Linked DNA regions of Mus musculus: all the other regions are linked to region 1. The links are chromatin loops, found by intact Hi-C in ENCODE. Cell type or tissue: left cerebral cortex. All regions are shown on one strand. Links, peaks and the distances in the headings refer to the core of each region. The heading gives the core; the rest is flanking DNA.

The links. A loop is a pair of places that touch in the nucleus more often than their neighbours do. Peaks named below come from ENCODE experiments on the same cell type or tissue, not always from the same donor. Only the 100,000 strongest peaks of a DNase experiment are listed, where the experiment ranks them.
Region 2: a loop joins it to region 1, with 1.9 times the contacts of the local background. A loop is called at or near these places in 3 of 42 quality-filtered maps.
Region 3: it touches region 1 in a loop (4-fold over the local background); 7 of 42 quality-filtered maps call a loop at or near these places.

The regions. Positions count from the first base shown.
Region 1 is chr11:20,198,580-20,204,474 of GRCm38, forward strand. Rab1a (RAB1A, member RAS oncogene family) reads left to right here and starts at 2,833. Exons shown (of 6, transcript NM_008996.4): 1 at 2,833-3,073. The coding sequence starts at 3,051. In left cerebral cortex, for the core only: CTCF peaks have their summits at 2,563 and 2,766; DNase peaks (open chromatin) are centred at 2,617 and 3,359; H3K4me3 peaks cover 2,490 bases; H3K27ac peaks cover 2,161 bases.
Region 2 is chr11:20,636,241-20,642,135 of GRCm38, forward strand. All of the region lies in intron 1 of Sertad2 (SERTA domain containing 2), which reads left to right. Among named protein-coding and RNA genes, the nearest start is that of Sertad2, 7.2 kb to the left of the region's middle. In left cerebral cortex, for the core only: a CTCF peak has its summit at 2,797 (motif pointing left); a DNase peak (open chromatin) is centred at 2,791.
Region 3 is chr11:20,109,739-20,115,633 of GRCm38, forward strand. Actr2 (ARP2 actin-related protein 2) reads right to left here and starts at 3,213. Exons shown (of 9, transcript NM_146243.2): 1 at 3,067-3,213. The coding sequence starts at 3,114. In left cerebral cortex, for the core only: no CTCF peak of the experiment used is centred there; DNase peaks (open chromatin) are centred at 2,693 and 3,244; H3K4me3 peaks cover 2,190 bases; H3K27ac peaks cover 1,712 bases.

The DNA of each region.
Region 1 (5,895 bases), core at 631-5,630:
GTATTCTGAGCTAAATCTCAGGATCCATTTGCTGAGACAATCAAGTCCTGGAACTTGTTCTCTGTCCTCACATGTATGCTCTGACACGTACCCCCCAACACCTACACATCTCTGCCCTGGAATGTGTCCCTTGACATGTACTGCCCATGAGAAGGAATCTTTTTTTTTTTTTTTTTTTAAATATTTATTTATTATATGTAAGCACACTGTAGCTGTCTTCAGACACTCCAGAAGAGGGCATCAGATTTTTGTTATGGATGGTTGTGAGCCACCATGTGGTTGCTGGGATTTGAACTCAGGACCTTTGGAAGAGCAGTCGGCGCTCTTAACCACTGAGCCATCTCACCAGCCCGAGAAGGAATCTTAATCTCAATAACACCCTTGATGCAGTAGGGGTGTAGGAAGCGGGCACTCATTACTCCACAGTCACGACAGCCGCTCATTTATTTTCTTACTGTAGCACAGTAACTAAGATATGAATTTTTCTGTCCTCCACATACACAGGTACAGTCAGGCTTTGGGGTGTCAAGGAAGAACTGTTACATATACTTCACATTGTTCTGTTTGTCAGCTAGGTTAAAGGTTACTAGAAGATAATTTGTTGGGAAATGAAATAGTCAATGAAAGTGGAGCAAATTTATCTCCAAAGAGACAGAGATTTAAAAAATGGAGTTTTGGTGGTAGTATCTGTATGTATGGGGGTAGTGCACTCCATAGTGTTTTTCTTTCTGAGTGTCTGCTTTCTTCCTTAATCTTTATGTTTAAGTCTATATTAAAATATCAGTAATAAAACCCCAGCTAGGGCTGGAGAGATGGCTTCTCTGGTAAGGACACTTTTTGTTCTTGCTGAGGACCTGTTTTCAGTTCCCAGAACCCAGCATAACCAACTATAACTCACGTTTCAGAGTATCAAATGCCCTATTCTGGGCTTTGAGGCCAAGAGGCACATGCATGGCACACCACACACACACATACACACACAGGCAAGAGACACTCATACATAAAATTAAATGACAGATTTGGGGTGGGTGTTGGGACAGAGGTTCACTATGTAGCTCTGTTCTGGAACTTGCTATGTAGACCAGGCTGGTTTCAAACTCACAGAGAAGCACCCATCTCTGCCTCCTGAGGGCTGGGGTCAAAGGCATGCTATGTCTGGCTTACATGATAAATCCTAAGACAAAACAAAACAACAATAACAACAAAATTTTTGCTTGAAAAATTGAGTTTAGGACACTTCAGAGTTTTTATTCTGTGAAATGATAAGAGGAAGTATGGTGGGCTTTAGGGTCCAGGGCTGTAAACCTCCATCTAGGGTCATTTCAGAAGTTAGTATGGAAAAGAACCCAGGAGGCAGAGGCCAGGGAAACACTGAGTTCGAGGCCAGCCTGGTCTACAGAGGGAGTTCCAGGACAGCTAGGGCTACACAGAGAAACTCTGCCTCAGAAAACCAAAAACCAAAACCCAGACAATAACAAGAAAACTCCCAAAACTATGTATGTGTGGTCTGATGAGGCTGTCAGGACACACGGAGGAACGCCAGAGGGATGTGTAAATATGTTCTGAGTATATGGTTAGTCATGAGAACAGCCTCTTTTGCATATTTTGATGTCACAGAAATTCAGAAATTAAAAGTAAATCTACAGTTGGCCCCAGGAGATAATATTCTTGCTTAGAACAAGTTGGAAGATAAACTTTGGTCAGTGTATTATACTATGCCCTTTGTAATAAATAACGCAAGATAATGCGTTAAAGTTTAGCGGAGATTTAAATTCCTGAGCTGATTAAAGTTGACACCATTAGGTCTAAAAAAATGTATTAATATTAGTTCTGGAGTCCGTACTGAAGAGTTTCATGGCTTAAAAAAAAATACTTATTACTGCCCAGTTGTGCAGACGGACACAGAATTAGTACTAATAAAAAACAAAGAGCAGCAAAAGCAACTGCAACCCCCCCCCCTCAAAAAAAACAAAAACAAAACTTAACAACCCAACCCAACCCAACCCTATCCCGGAAAACAATTCAACTTTTAAGTCTAGGCCTCAAGTAGGAGGAGAAGACTGGTTAAGGCTGACTTTAGCCTGTGTCTCAACAGCACAATGTTAAAGGTTGGAGGTCGAGATGGAGGAGCAGTTTCAGACAGGGAAATCTGGCTGTGTGAGCAGAAGAGAGACTAGAACAGGGTCCATTTGCAGCTATTGCAACATCAAGTTGCTAGAGTAAAACGGTAAAAAAAAAAAAAAAAAAATTAGAGAAGGAGTCGGGTGAGTGAGAAAGCGCAAGGTCTACAGAGGCCGCTTGAGTTTCCTGCTGTCCTTAGAGCAGCCTCAGACCCTGATGGTGATGGCCCCTGTGGTCTTGCCTGAGCAGAGCTCGTCAAGCTGTCTCCACCCCTCCTCACTGTCCCAGGCTTCCTGGGAGCCCCCTCCCCCTCTGCTGCGGCACCGCCCTCCGCCGAGTTCCTTCCTCCTCCCCTCCCGATGGGGCACCGACTCGCCCTGCTGCCACGTCTCACTGATGACATCAACACAGCCCGGTCGGCCTTAGCCAATCCGCTAGGGGGAGTCCGAGCGAAGTCCTAGCCAGCAGGCCAGCGGGGAGGGGAGCAGGAAGGGCGGGGTGTGGGGGTGAGGGAATCGGGACGGGGCGGGCTACAAGCTCGAAAGTGCGCATGCGTTCAGGGCGCGGGGCCTAGTGGGAAGCTGAGTGCAGACAGCCCTCGGCCCGGTCGGGCTGCCCAGCGCGCGGTGTGCTCATGACTCTCTTTCCCAGCGTGCCCCGCGACGCTGCCGCCCTCTGGGCCGCGCCAGGCCCCTTGGCCTAGGCTTCCCCAGTTCCTGGTTCGCCGGCGGCCATTTTGGGTGGAAGCGATCACTGAGTGGCGGCGGCTGCTGATTGTGTTCTAAGGGTCGGAGTGGGGTCGACGTTTGCTCTACCGGAACAGCTTAGCTCATTCCTCCCTTTCCATTACCTGTGGCGCGGAGAGTTGGGGCGGCGGCTGCGTCAGCAAGGGCGGTGGTGGCGGCGGCGGCGGCGGCAGCTGCAGTGACATGTCCAGCATGAATCCCGAATAGTGAGTGCAGGAGAGCCGGGGCGGGCCGGGGTGAGAGCGGCCGGCCGGGGGTGAGGGCCGCCGGGAGGTTCGCTGCGCAGCGCCGGGAAGGTCGGCCGGGCGAAGGAGACGGAGCAGCCTGAGGGCCCCATTGTCTGAAGGCCGAGGGCCGCAGCGCAGCGGGGAGGGGTCGGGCCTGCGGGCCGGGTCCCGACCGCAGCCGGCGGGGAGCTAGGTGCCGCGGCTGGGCGTTGGGGAGAGGGCCTCGGACAGTAGCCAGGAGGGGCGCGTCTCTGGAGGCAGTGACGGCTGGAGGAGGACTTGGTTTTAAGGGGAGGTAGGTGGGAGAGCTCTGCTAGAGGGCACTGTCAGACCCTGCGCCGGCTCTGCGGAGCTGTCAGCGTCGGCTTTACTTGTAAATCCCGAGCTTGTTAGAGCTCTCTCCCTGTTGGGTTTTAGGTAATATGGATGCTTCTTGGGACTGCGTGGGCTTGAGGGGGATGAGGAGATGGTGAGGAGCTATTTATAATGTTTAGTTTTCTTTTGGGCTTGTCTCCTGGGAGAGTTCTGTGAGACTTGTGAGACGTGACCCTTACAAAATCCTGGACATTTGTGAAATTTTTGGTTTAGGGGAGACATGAGTCTCCCAGTCACCTTTTGTCTCCAGTAGGTTAAGAAGAAGAAAAAGAAGAACAAAACTGAACTAAAAATAAACTAGAAATGTCTTCCTGGTACCACCAAGTTAAAGTACAAGTTTGCAGACAGTTTTGAAAAGAAACTAATGGGGCCTTTGATGATAGAGTTGTATGTAGGTTTTAGATTACCTGCTTGAATGCCTGTAGATAGGAAATGAGGTTCCATGACGTGTCATGAAAAGTTAATGCATTCCTTTTTCTTGCTTACTCAAGAAGTCACTGTAGCAGATGTGACACACCTGGCACCTTTCATGGGAACTGCGCTTCTCCTTTCTTGGATAGACATTGTTAGGCTCTCTCTTTGAACCCAAAATTCTCCTATGGTTTCCATATATGAAAATAACTTTAAGAGATGCCATTTTTATTATACTTTAGTGTCAGAAATCTTTAAGGGAGAGGGATTTTTGTTGGTTTTTAATAAGAGAAATCACTATTGCCGTAAAAGCTGGGCTTTATTTGTTGCTTTGGTCAGTTACCGCTAAGTGTGCCCCCATGAAAGGTCCAACCATCAGCTCGGCTGACTTGTCATGTGCGTGTCACATGACTCTTGCAAAAGACATTCTAAGTTCAGGTTTTCTAAGACTGGTTTAATACTGAAATGGTTTTTCCGTTTGTGTTAAGCAGAGGTCTTAGTATCTTGGTAGAATTTTACATACTTTTTTTTATTGTGTGTGTGATGCCTGTGATTGCAGGTGCACAGGTGTCACCTTGCTTGCTTCAGAGGTCAGGGGACAACTTTTGGGAGCTTATTCTTCCTTTGTGGCTTCAGGGATTGAACTCAGATAGGCACTGTATCCACAGAGCTATGTGCTTGGCCAGGCTTCTGTACTTGAAAAAGTTGGGAACAGTTCACATGGAGACACAGGTGCTGTGTTTGCAGCCCCTCTCCCAGGGCAAAATTAGTTTAGTTAAGCAAAGTTGAATTGGGGGTCCTAATTAGATTTTTGTGGAAACCAAAAAGAAGATGAATTTGTTATATTAGGAAGGTTTCTAATTTCTATTTGAAATTCCTGTTCTATTTGAGGAGATTCCTATATTTGTTAGGTGTGTATTTAAGTATTTTTATTATGCTTCTCAAATTTCCTAATGCTACGACCTTTCAATGCAATTCTTCATGTTGTGGCGACCCCTATCCATAACATTTTCATTGCTACTTCATAACTGTAATTTCGATACTGTATGAATTGTAATGTAAACAGCTGATATAGGATATCTGGTATGTGACCCCTGTGAAAGGGTCCTTTGACACCCAAAGGGGTTGCCACTTACAGATTGAGGACTGCTGAGGTTAGAGACACCTCCTGGAGCTGGAGTTAAGAGTACTTGTGACCAGCTGATGTGGATGCTAGGAATGGAACTAGAGTTTTCTGCAAGAACAATACATATTCTTAACTACTACTTGATCTCTCCAGCCCATGTTATGTGTTTATTTTTTAATACTGTAAGAGATTTAACTAAGCAACAAAAATTTGATGTTACTCAGACGTTGTTTCTCTTTTTATAAAGTAGTATAAAAAGTCATTTTTTACTGCCTACTAAAGTAGTAAGTAGTGTGGTTCATGAGTACATAAAAGATGTTTTGGACAGCTCTCCATCCAGATCATGCTGTAAGTAGAGTAAATCATTTTAATGTAAGCTTGGACTTCGGAGTGTGAGCCTTAGCCTCAAGGGGCCTGTGATGTAACATACAGACTAGATTCTATCCATGTCAAATATTAGGAGATACTGCATGCAGATGTGCAACATGGATCAGATCAGTGTGGTTTTAGGGGAGTCACTTGTTCTGGTTGGCTGTTGGGTTTTGGAAGATTGTTATAGAAGAGACAAGTAAGAAACTTACCCCAGGGTACCAGTAAGGTAGTTCAGCAGACGAAGGCATCTGCCACCTTTATGAGTTCCATCTTTGGAAGGAGAGAACTGGTTCCTGCAGGTTGTTCTCTGGTCTCTCCACATATATCCCTCCCCCAATAATCTAAACAAGCAGGGTGAAAAAGAGAATTATTAGCATAGAAGTGAAGCACGGAAGGCTTTTCAGGAGGGAAAAGGAAGAGGAATGGCTAATAAATAGCAAGAAGAATTTTTTTCTCCTCCCTTAGTTTTAAGACAAGATCTCATTGTGATGTCATCCCAGCTCTACTGAAACACCCT
Region 2 (5,895 bases), core at 291-5,290, 440 kb after region 1:
TCTCCTCTGCCTAACTGCTTATCACTTCAGCCCATGCTGCTCCTGAGCGTGGAGTAGACTGCTGGAGCACCCCACCCTGTGTTGAGAAGCATTGCCCAAGATAGACTCTGAGAATCCCAAAGTCCCAAGGTCGTCTCTGTACCAGAGCAGGTCTTGCATACAGTTGTAGCCGCACGAGTGACATGCTCAGGTGGTAGCTGTTTGACACAAGCCCTTCAGATTCCCCTTATGCTTAAACATGCCTTTGTCTGTGGGTCTTTGCTTTCCTAGAAATCTCTCTAACAAAATGTGGGTACTATGGCTTCAGCAGATTTGTTTACTGTCTCTTCTGGTGAGAGAAGCTTTTTTGAAGTTGTGTGTGGCCCTCTTCCTCAGTGCTGGGCAAGCTAGGAAGGCACTACTGCTAAGCCCCAGGCAAACAATTAGGTGATTTTTGTGATGCCGGAGATGGAACCTGGGTCTTGCATAAGCTTGAAATACTAATTTAAAAAAATTATTTTACTGTGACCAGAAATATAAAATAAAGTGTATTTCACCTGGGAGTGATTGTTAGCTATGTGGCAATAGTTGATTTACAAATCCAAAATGAGGTTTCCTCTCTGCTACTTGTTAAAGCAGCAAGAGGCGGGTGGGACAAGAGACTTAGGGATGGCTAGCTGGATGGGCTTGAAAGCTTTCCACAAGATCCTGAGAGTGGAAGTAGAACTAGTAAGTATTTTCTTTAGAAATAAATAATTACTACACTTAATATGGCACTCTAATTATTTTTATTGTATTTAGCTAAATGGCTTTGCCTAAATTTCAGTAAGTTACGAATATTCAAGGTCCTTGGGGGAAATTTAAAATCTCAAAATAGCCTAGAAAAATGGCTACTATATTTACAAAGTATTCACTACCCTTTAGTTGATATTTTCTACCCTCCCCAAGACTCCCTCCCTGCCCCTTATTTTTTAAGACAGGGTCTCTCTGTGTTGAGCAGTCATGGCTGTCTCCTTTTGTAGACCAGGCTGGCCTCAAACTCACAGAGATCCTCCTGCCTATGCCTCCAGAGTGCTGGGATTAATGGTGTGCACCACCACCACCCAGCTTAGTTAGTATTTTCATTATTTTTTTTCAAATGAGTGAACTATTCAAGTATAGGATACAAAATTTAAATTGACTTTATAAAACCTTACCAGCCTAGTTCTTTCATTTTTGAGTGATTTTGTTATTTTATGTATATGGGTGTTTGGCTCTGTTCATTCATACCACTTGTGCCCCTGGTACCCAAAGAGACCAGAAGATGACATTAGATCCCCAGGAACTGGAGTCACAGATGGTTGTGAGCCACTATATGGATGCTGAGAATCAAACTCAGATCCTTTGGAAGAGCAACCAGTGTTCTTAACCACAGAGCCATCTCTCTAGCCCCTGTCTACCTAATTTATAAAGGCAATTACAATAAATATTCTGAATATGTAGGTTACTTATATGGGCCTCAGATTCACCATCTATTCTTCCATTCTCCTAGCTTAATGTTTTAACTCTTAAGAAACACTCCCATAAAATATCTCTTGAAGTTGTATCCTTAGGTTCTATTCTTCAGTTTAATTTATAGATAAACTAGTTAGCTAACATGGAAAGCCACCTTTAACTAAATGTTTGAACTAAAGTGGAGTTTGATTTTTCACTGAATTGGCCTTAAAGTTACTGTGTTGGTATGGCTGTGTTATTTACCTGGTCACCTTTTTAAGCGAAAGAAAAACTCACACATGCTTTTTGACAAATCCTTTGGTTTCTACTTAAGTCTTTTATTTTCCCTTGACATTGTTTATTAAGGATCACTTATGTGAGGGAAAAACAAGGTATCTTTGGGGAAAAGATGCTACAAGAGGATTGAAACTAGAATCCCATCTAAGCAATTATAAATACAGGAGAAAAAATATTTTCATTATGCCCGGGAATGGGGAGGTGCAAAGCTGGATGAGGTTCCCTGGCAGGAAATCCTCTGGGGAAAGTCAAAGCTGAAGATTCCTTAATGCTAATGAGACTTTAGACTCAGGATGCTGAAGATGTACCCTGGACACCAAATGATTATAAAGCAGCATCATAATGCAGATAATTATAATATATATGTTTCTAATTACTGGCTTTCAAACGGAAAAAAAGGCAACTAGTTCATGTGTTAGAAGCATTATTACTGACCAGGCATCATATAACCTGAGCTAGTAATCTGACCAGAGAGAATCCCAACTGTCTCAAAGTAACTTGCTTCAGTATATCCCTGAGGTTAAAACTGTGTTACATTTTACAATTAAATGGCTTCTCCTCCGTGTTCCTGATGAAGGATTTCCTCCAATAATTGCCTGAAGTATTGTTCAGTGTGGAAGTAATTTACTGTTATTAAGATGCAATAGGATTATTGAAAGTGACTATACTAGTAAACTTTTTGGTTGTAAATGTGGAAGGTTGGCTGTGTGGTTAGAAGTCAATCTCAGAATCCCACTGGAGATCTGGATCTGAACTGTTGCCTCCTCTGAGTCCACATTTCATGACTTGGATTTGTGCTTGGTTTTGTGTCTCTCTTCAGTAATCCTCCAGAGATCCTAACCATGGTGTTACTTATATACAAGCAATAAAAGGTTGTACCATAACATTATATAATTTAGTTGGAGCTTGGTAAGGCTTCTAGCATTCAGCATTGCCATGTGAACACCTGAATAGAAGATGGAATTTGGAAATGTAAATGCTTTGAGAACTCTGTAGGTAGGAACTGACATGGAGTTGGAAGATGCCTTGCTGCTCTGTGGCGCCCCCTTGTGGTAGATGTGGTGCTGCCGATGTTTATAGGATTCCAATTTGCATTGGGCATGCTTGTTTACATAAAACACTCATTCATCTGTGTAAACATGCTTATAGAGTTAGTGTAATTCTCATGTAAGAAATTTGCTGTGCCTATTTCATTTGGTTTTTACGTGTACAGAATTTTTTTGTTTGTTTTTGGTCTTTTTTTTTTTTAATATATAGTGATGTATTGTTTAACTTTTATGGAAAATTCCAGACAGACTCAGAAGTCAAAGTGCAGTGCTCATTACCCAGCTCTAAAGGAACCAACATTCTGTTGATTTTGTTTTATCTACATGACCATTCTGGTGTGTTTTCTAGCCAAATTGAGGCCTCAAATCATGTTGTATCTGTGAAACTGTAAGTTTAGACATTGCTTTAAGCCAGAATTCTGGGGTGAAATAGAGGACTTGTTAGCAGTTCCATCGTCAGCCTTAGAAGATGGCTGGTATCCTCAATTCATTGGGGTTGCAACCTAAAATTTCCAGGGGACAGAAAGCCAGCAAGTGGCTATTAGAAACACATCCCACTGCTGACAGGCTTTAAAAGCCATTTTTGCTTTTCAGATTTTTGCAATTAAGACATACTTTATTCTTCCTTATCTCTCTTTTCGTCATTCTAAAGAAACATTCACTTCTAAAAGTTGACTCTTGTTTACTCAGTGTAATTGGTTGTCGCCTGTTAAAATTCCATTTGTTTTCACGTGAAACGATTATGTTTGATAAGCCAGCGTTAGAAATTGTATCCAATTTAGCTGATAGTGAAAATCCTAAGAGGAATGATAAAATTTGTTGATTGTAGACATTAGAAAACAACCCCACATGGTAAAGTTGTGTCATAAGCACAGAGCCTGGTATCCTGGCCGATGGTATGGTGGCCCTCTGGAGGGGCAGAGAGTTTGCAGCTGGCTGGGTGGGCAGGGTTGGCCCGAGGGCCTGACTGAGTGGAGCCACGGTGGGTGTCAGGTTACAGCAGGCAGAGTGAGCGCGGGGACTGCCTGATCTGGAGAGTGGCTTTGTAATTACTGTGCTGATTTGTTAGGGAGGCTTTGTCTTACTTACCAATTAGCATGGATGTTACTGCAGAGACCTCTGAAACCCTGGGTAGGCTTTAGTTTAAAAATAAGACCTTCCAGATCCCGACGGCCTCACGGTCTGTCACTAGCATGGGTGGAAAGGGGTGGGGTGCTGTTGTCTTTCCCTGTTTGTAAGTGGCAGAGCTTCTCGCCCTGTCGGACTGTTGCTCCCCTGGGCCAGGGACTGCCACTGGTGTCTGAAGATTGCCTGATGCCACCCCCCACCCCCACCCCCAACCCCTGCCCCCATCATGTACCTTCCTGCCTGGCGACAGCCCAGGACAGGGAGGCTGCTCTGTTTCTTGTAGCTTCCCTTAGGATTGTGCCAGCATCCCTGACCACCACTTCCTTAGCAGTTCAGTCTTTCTGGTCTCTTTCTTGTGCCTTGAGGGGAAGTTGGGCTTTAAAAGCTTAGCCATGAGCAGGTTTCTTAGTGTGCTGTGTTCTTCTGGGTGTGGTGTGTTACGTGTGGAAAGCTATCTAAGCCAGTATGGTTTCCCATTAACGCAAGATGGGGTTTTTCCTCACTGCCATACTGCAGGGAAGGCCAGGCTAGTGTTCTGTCGAGGACAGAAGCTCACTTCAAAAGCAGGATAAGGAACAGAGAAAATTCCATTTCAGAAATTGTTTCTGCACAATTTCTCTCCAGCCCCACTTTAGCCACTGTTGACAAAGTGCAACTGGGGTTGCCCCTGGGAGGGGTCTCACTCTCACTAATAAAAGAATGTGAGAATGAGTTCAGCTAGAGTTAAAAGAAAACCCCCAGGGTGGGGTCATTGACAGCTACCCACAGGAGGGGAAAGGAGAGAAGGGACAACGCCTCTCCTCGGGAGAGCAAGGAGCCACGAGGCAGGGAGGAAGGCTTTAGGAAGAATGAGGAAGCCCAGGTATCAGACAAGAGCATCCTTAGCTTCTGACCAGCATCTGAGAGAGAGGGAGGGAGAGGGAGAGAAGAGGAAGAGTGTCTTTGTGACTTAGGCCTCAGAAATGGCAGCAGACCCAGTGATCTCGTGGTGGCCAGGACGGACTAGGCTGAGGGCAGGAATGACAAAGAAGAGTACAGTATCTCATTAAGAGAAATAGAGTCTTCTACCTATCTTTTTGGCTGTTTGAGACAGGCTCTCACCATGTAGTTAACCCTGGCCAGCTAGGAACTCCCTATGTAGACCAGGCTGGCCTTGAACTCATAGAGATCTGCCTGCCCAGTGCTAGGATTAAAGGTGTGAGCTGACTTTCCTAGAGGTGGTCCGAGGACTAGGTGATTGGCTAGGCACAACTGGGATAATAGGTCTCTATTCAGCTGGAGGTTATATTCACTTGCCAGAAGGAATTTTCCCTTATTGGGCTTTTACTGCCCCTCCCGGTCTGTCTCTGAGACTGAATTCTACCACACAGTTGATTGAGTTAGGAACATGCTTTCCCCTGCTACTCACTCAAGGGAAACTGTTACAAGTCAAGAGCCTAGGCCTCTGGCAGCACCAGATGCAGATGAGAAATCTCGGGTGTTCTCTTGGGAGCCTTCTCTTCCCTCTTGGCTCCTTTTTTCTTCAAAAGTAGTACATTGGGGTGGGTATGGATGGAGAGATGGCTCAGAGGTTAAGAACATTGGCTACTCTCCCAGAGGACCTGGGTTCAGTTCCTAGCACCCACATGATGGCTTACAACCATTCATAATGCTAGTTCCAAGGGATCTGGGTCCTCTTCTGGGTGTCCTTGGGCACCTGGCAGGCATATGGTGCACAGACATACATGCAAGCAAAATATCCATAAAAATAATAAAAAGTAGTAAGTTGGTGTAGAGGCCTGGTGTGGGATCAGCATTGCCGGTGGTCTCTCAGCAGCCTACGGTCACACTGGATCTGTACAGGAAAACAAGGGGTGTGTCAGAGTATGCGGTCATCCCTCAAGAGCTACATCCCAGTGCTCCTCCTATCACTTCTTTGGTCCACCTGAAGGCTTCATAGATTGCTTTGGCACTGTAATTGACTTTTGAAAAA
Region 3 (5,895 bases), core at 291-5,290, 89 kb before region 1:
TAATAGGAAAAGAGAGTGGATCAAGCATCTAGGTCATCAAAAGAACATTTAAAACCTTAATTTCTTGGGGCTGAAGAGATGTGGTTAAGAGCATTTGCTTTTGCAAAGGATCCAGCATCCAGTCCCAGTACCCACGTGGTACCTCAAAATCATCTCTAAGTTCAGTACCAGAGGATTAACCTCCCTTGGGCCACCAGGCACGCATGTGGTATACATACATATATGCAGGCAAAACACCTATACATATAAAAATATAACAAATCTTTACCTTTTTTCTTTAATTTTAACTTTTCAGGGCTGGGGGTACACCTCAGAAAGAACGTTTATCTTCCAAATCCTTGGATATAATCCTTAGCATCATAAAAAACAAACCAATCTACCTTCTTAAATAGCTCACATTTTAAAATCTAAAGTATACAAAAGGTAAATGAAACCACCATTTAATTAAGGATTTAAGATGCTTCTGTATCTACCTCCCATGAAATTACAAGTACGTACATTTGATAGTACAGTGCTGGGGATGGACCCTCCAGTTCCTCAAGCATCAGGCAAGCACTCTACTAACTGAGCTCCACTCCAGCCCCCATGAGTGTGTGACTAGATGGTAAGTATATTCATATGTCAGAGTGGGGGAGACTGTATGCTATGGTGCACATCTGGAAATCAGAGGACAACTTCAAGTGCTGGTCCTCATCTTTCACCTGTCCTTTGCTGTCCACTGCTGCATACAGCTCTAGCTTGCCCAAAAACTTCCTGGGGTTCTCCTTTCTCTGTCTCCCACCTTGTGGTGGAAGCACTGGTGTTACAGTGCCAGCTCCACTCCACGTGGGTCCTGGAGATTCAGTCAGGTGCTTATCCACTGAGCCATCTCCCCAACCCCTTTTCTATTACTGTTTTAAAAAATCAAGTCTTAATGTCTTCTCTAATATTTAATTGTAAAGGCATCATTATAACTTCAGGTACCTAAGTAAAACTAAGATGAACAAAGAAGAATAAATAGTTAAGAAACAACCCAAAATCTAAGTAGCTATTAGTCGTCAAGTTTTCTTAAAAGACATCACAATATTCCTAACTGCGTTACGATTTAAATCAGAACTAGCTGATGTATATGAGGATCCGACTATTTCATTCACAGTCAAACATATCTACAAAAAAAGTGAATAAAGTTTATAAATAATTACAAAAATAGATATAAAACTTTTTTCTCTGTGTATCCTTGGCTGTCCTGGAACTCACTTTGTAGATCAGGCTGGCCTCGAACTCAGAAATCCGCCTGCCTCTGCCTCCCAAGTGCTGGAATTAAAGGGGCGCGCCACCACACCTGGCATAAAACTTTTTTTAAAATCATCTCCTTTCACTTATGCCATAGTAGCTGATCTTTTTATCCTAAGAAACAGATTTAAAAAAAAAAAAATAAAAATGGATGGAGTCTCCCTATGTAGCCATGGGGATTTGCCGGTTTCTGCCTCCCAAGTGTTGGCATAAAAGATGTATGCCATCACTTCAGCCCTTTTTAAAACACTTTTAAGACACTGTTACTTTAAGTGTTATGTCTGTTTACTTGAGTGTTTGTATATGTATCACATGTATGCCTAGTACCCACAGAGGCCAGAAAAGAGCACTGAATACACTTGAACTAGAATTACAGAATAGCTGTGAGCTGCCACACAGATGTTAGGCATCAAACTTGGGTTCTCAGCAAGAACAACCAGTGCTCCTAACTGCTGAGACGTCTCTTTGGTAGTAAGATACTTTTTTTTTTTAATAAGTACTTTTATAAGAATTTCTGAAAAGTTTAGCATTTATAATTTAGCTTAAATATAGTGTAACAATACAGGCTTTGCTTTAAAAACCTTTTTCCTGATAATTTAGAAGCTTTATAAAATTGTACCATTTCCCTCACTGCTTTATCCTTTATCTCAAAAAATGAGATGCATTTTATGTATCCCTTCATGAAGTCTGCAAATATAAATATCTCTAATGAGCACATAAATGGGGTTGCTTAAAAACCTTTAAGTTACTGAATCTTAGGGCTGTTACCACAGCAGTGGTATGGATGTCCCTTTGTATTGTTACCTATCCTATTCTAGCCCAGATTTAGCTTAAATGAAGCTAGTACAATAATTGTCAAAGTTTGTAACAAATTCAACCAAGGGCACTATAATGGCAGTGAATACCAGCTCCTTCCCCTTTCAACAATCTGGCTTCAAAGGTGTAATTCAAGTAAAATCTATTTTAATTTGTGTGTCGTCTCTGTGGCAGAGAGGAGAAAAGTCACAAAATGTTGCAAATCGCTAAAGGAGTCAGAAACAGTTGCATCTTCAAAACTGGAACTTTGATGCTCCACCCTTTTAACTGGGGATAGAAAGAAACCAGTTGCAACGAGTTTTCTGAATCAGAACTTTAGGCTTATTTTGACATTTTTAGCATCTTCAAGACTAACGTGTCTATCCTGTACTTAACAGAAAAAAAAAATGAAGCAGAGGAGGAACCAGAAATGATCCAACTTCCCACTAGAATTTACTTGAGAGGTCCTAGGTCTATAATAGGGCGGCATGCAAAGCAAGAGGTGAAGCAGGAGCTGCTGACCATCCCCCTCTCTCAAAACCACAGACGACAAGGACAGCCCACACGCTCTCCCGGGGCAGACTCCAGCCGCGGCCCGGGGCCTGACAGCACTTCCTCTTTTCTCTGCGGAACCCGTTTCCTGCCTCGCATTCGGCATCTTTCGCTACACAGGAAGAGGAAGGCCGCTAGGTCTTGTATGGACGAACACAGGCGAGCCTCGGAAATGGAGACCTCCTCGCCACCGAGGGACAGGGCCTCTCACCGTCTAGACCCATCTCTCGGCACGCCGGCGGATGCTTGCGAGCGCGCGGGGACAGGTTCCGCCGCCTTCGGGTGCAGCGCGGGTAGCCTAGCTCCGGGCCACCGGCTCCGGGCCGGCCGGCGCCCCCCGAGAGCTCGCCCGCCCGCGCGCCTGCCCGCGCCCCCGAAGCCCAGCCGCGCAGCCGAGGGGCCCGCGCGCACCCCGCACACACACGCGGCCGCCCCGCCGGGCCTTACCCCAGTGCCGTTGTCGCACACCACCACCTTCCTGCCCTGGCTGTCCATGGTTCGTCCTGGTGAGCCGCCGCCCGGCCTGGCCTGCTTCCTCCTCCACACGGCCCCGCCCTCGGCCCGCCGCTCCGCCCAAACCGGAAGTCCCCGCCCGGCAGCCGTTCCAAGAGGGCGGTGCAGAGAGAGAAAAGAAGAGCGGGGACTGGCAGCCGAGAAGGCCAATGAGAGCTGTCCGGCGCGGACCCGGGCGCGCCCTCTCGCCTCGTTCTGCTTCCGGGGCTGCGCTTGGCTGGTGGGGCGGCGGCTCTGACCAAGTTGTCTCGGGACCTAGGGCGCGGCCGGGCCGGCTGTACAGGAGGCAGGCAGGTGAAGGCCGGAGGGTGTGTGGCGGGACGGCAGTGGAGAAGGGTGGAGCAGCCGGCTAGGAAGACCGAAAGCCACCTGGAGGTCCCGAGGCATGATGTGTCATTGCTCCTAGGCCTGGGTGGATACACCTACAAGTTTCAAACCTCCGGTTTATTCCACACCTCCAGTTGCATGCAGCCCTAGGAGCCTGGCGGGATGCTTTCGTTTCTTTCTGCTTCACCACTTCCCTCTTTGATTTTCTCAAACAGGAACTCACCATGTTGCCAAATGCAGACTTTAAAATTGAGGTCCTCTGTAACCTCCCTTGGAAACAGGGACAAGTGTTACACGCACCTCTTTAAGAAATTGAATATGCACCCGGGCACTGTTGGCGTTCGCCTTTAATCCCAGCACTTGGGAGGCAGAAGCAGACGGATTTCTAAGTTGGAGGCCAGCCTGGTCTACATAGCAAGTTTCAGGTCAGCCAGAGCTATAAAGTGAAACCCTGTCAAAAAAGAAAGATAATGCTTTCACTTAGCGCATAGTGGTGAACTTGCTTTCAATCCCAGCACACAAGTAGAGGCAGTTGGATTTCTGTGAATTCCTGGCCAGCCTGGTCTATTTACAGAGCTAGTTCTAAGACAGCCAAGGCTACAACAAAGAAACCCTTTCTCGAAAACAAAGAACAAAACTCTTTCCTTTAATTTTAGTTTAGTTTTGTTTTCTGAGACAGGGTCGCATTGTCTATCCTTGTGTTAAAACTAAGAATATTAAGTTAAAAAGACCAAATCCATGATTGTCCAATTGGAGCAATTTTGGGGTACACCAGGACTGGCCAACCACCTGTCTCACCGCTGCCGGTCGCTTGAGGTCCGTTTTATGGGCGAGATGTGAGCGAATTGTTAGATACAGTGAAAGGGAAGAGTCAAGGGTCAGAGTATATGTCATGTGAATCCCAAGTTTAGCTAGGCTGAAAACTTGTTTTGCAGTTTACATCAGACCTAAGAAACAGAAACTTATTCTTTTTTGTTTGTTTGCTTTTGTTTGTTTGGTTGGTTTTTTTTTGTTTTTCGAGACAGGGTTTCTCTGTATAGCCCTGGCTGTCCTGGAACTCACTTTGTAGACCAGGCTGGCCTCGAACTCAGAAATCCGCCTGCCTCTGCCTCCCAAGTGCTGGGATTAAAGGCGTGCGCTACCACGCCCGGCTTCGAGTGTATTTGCTTTTATTGTACATTTTTTTTCTAAACTCTTTGGCACAGTTTTCTGGGGGCATTCCGACTGCCACAATACAAGTCAGGAGAGAGCTTGTTTATGATGCCAATTTCAAGCATTTAAATTTTGGTTTGGGTTGTGGCTTTTTCTGTCTTTGAAGTCTGCATTTACTTTGTAACAACTGTACTTTTATATTTCTATATCCTCTAACTCCAGAACTTCAGTTAGTTTATGAAATGCAACATCAAACCCCTTTGTTTTCTGGGAAAAAGAAACTGCAATGACTTGAAGTTGAGAATGTGGGTACCGCCTCACTCACACACACTCATTCTCAGACTGTGAAATCCCCCACGCGCCTTCTCAAGGGCACATAGACAGTACCAAGTGCTACGGTACAGTGAAGGTGGGCTCAAGACCCGGGCTCCATCTTTCTCCTCAGTAGCAGGGGCCAGGCTGCCTTTCACAACACAGCCCCACAGGTGAACCCAGGTCCTCCTCTCCCAAATCAGTCACCCATTCGGCACCGGCCAAGACAGGAAAGCTAGTTCTAGCCTTCCCTGGGAAGAGACAGCTTTTTTGTTTTTCATAAGTAAGTAAATCCATTGTTTCTCTATTCCAAGATGGCTGATGTTATGTTTTCTACAAACTCAGTGCTTACTTAGCTCATGTCTAACAGGGCTGCTGCTGTTGGCTGTGGCAGGATTTTCAGTGTGGTGTTTTCAAGCCTCACTCATCCTCCCATTCCCAAACATTCAGCATTCGTGCACACTCCTCACTTCCGGGTTTTTTCAAAAGATTGGAGATTTCCAGTGGGGGTCTCAGGTCATCATCTCAGTGGTACCAAATCAAGCCTGGTTCTTCAGAGAAACTTATTCTTAATTACAAATAGAAACCTTAACTTGCAAAGACTTTAACACAGGAGAAACAACTTATCCTTAACTGTCTTACTGTAAACAGAAACTTTAACTTGGAAGGTATAGTGTCAAAAGTTAACTTCCAAGTGTTCTAACACTTGGCTGACTAGGAACTCAATATGTAGATCAGGCTATTCTCTGGCTCTGACCCAGCTTGTTACATCTCCCTGATGATTTTGCACACAGTCAAGCAGATAGTGGTACTCTGTACTAAATGAATTACAAGATGGTAGTGTATCCTATTTAATTAAATTTTAGGCCTAGCACTCCCTTAGACTTCTAGGTAAAGTATGAACCGATACCTTACTTAATCTTACTGGCAACACTTTGCAAATTTCAGTTTTGTTACATATGTTACTATTTA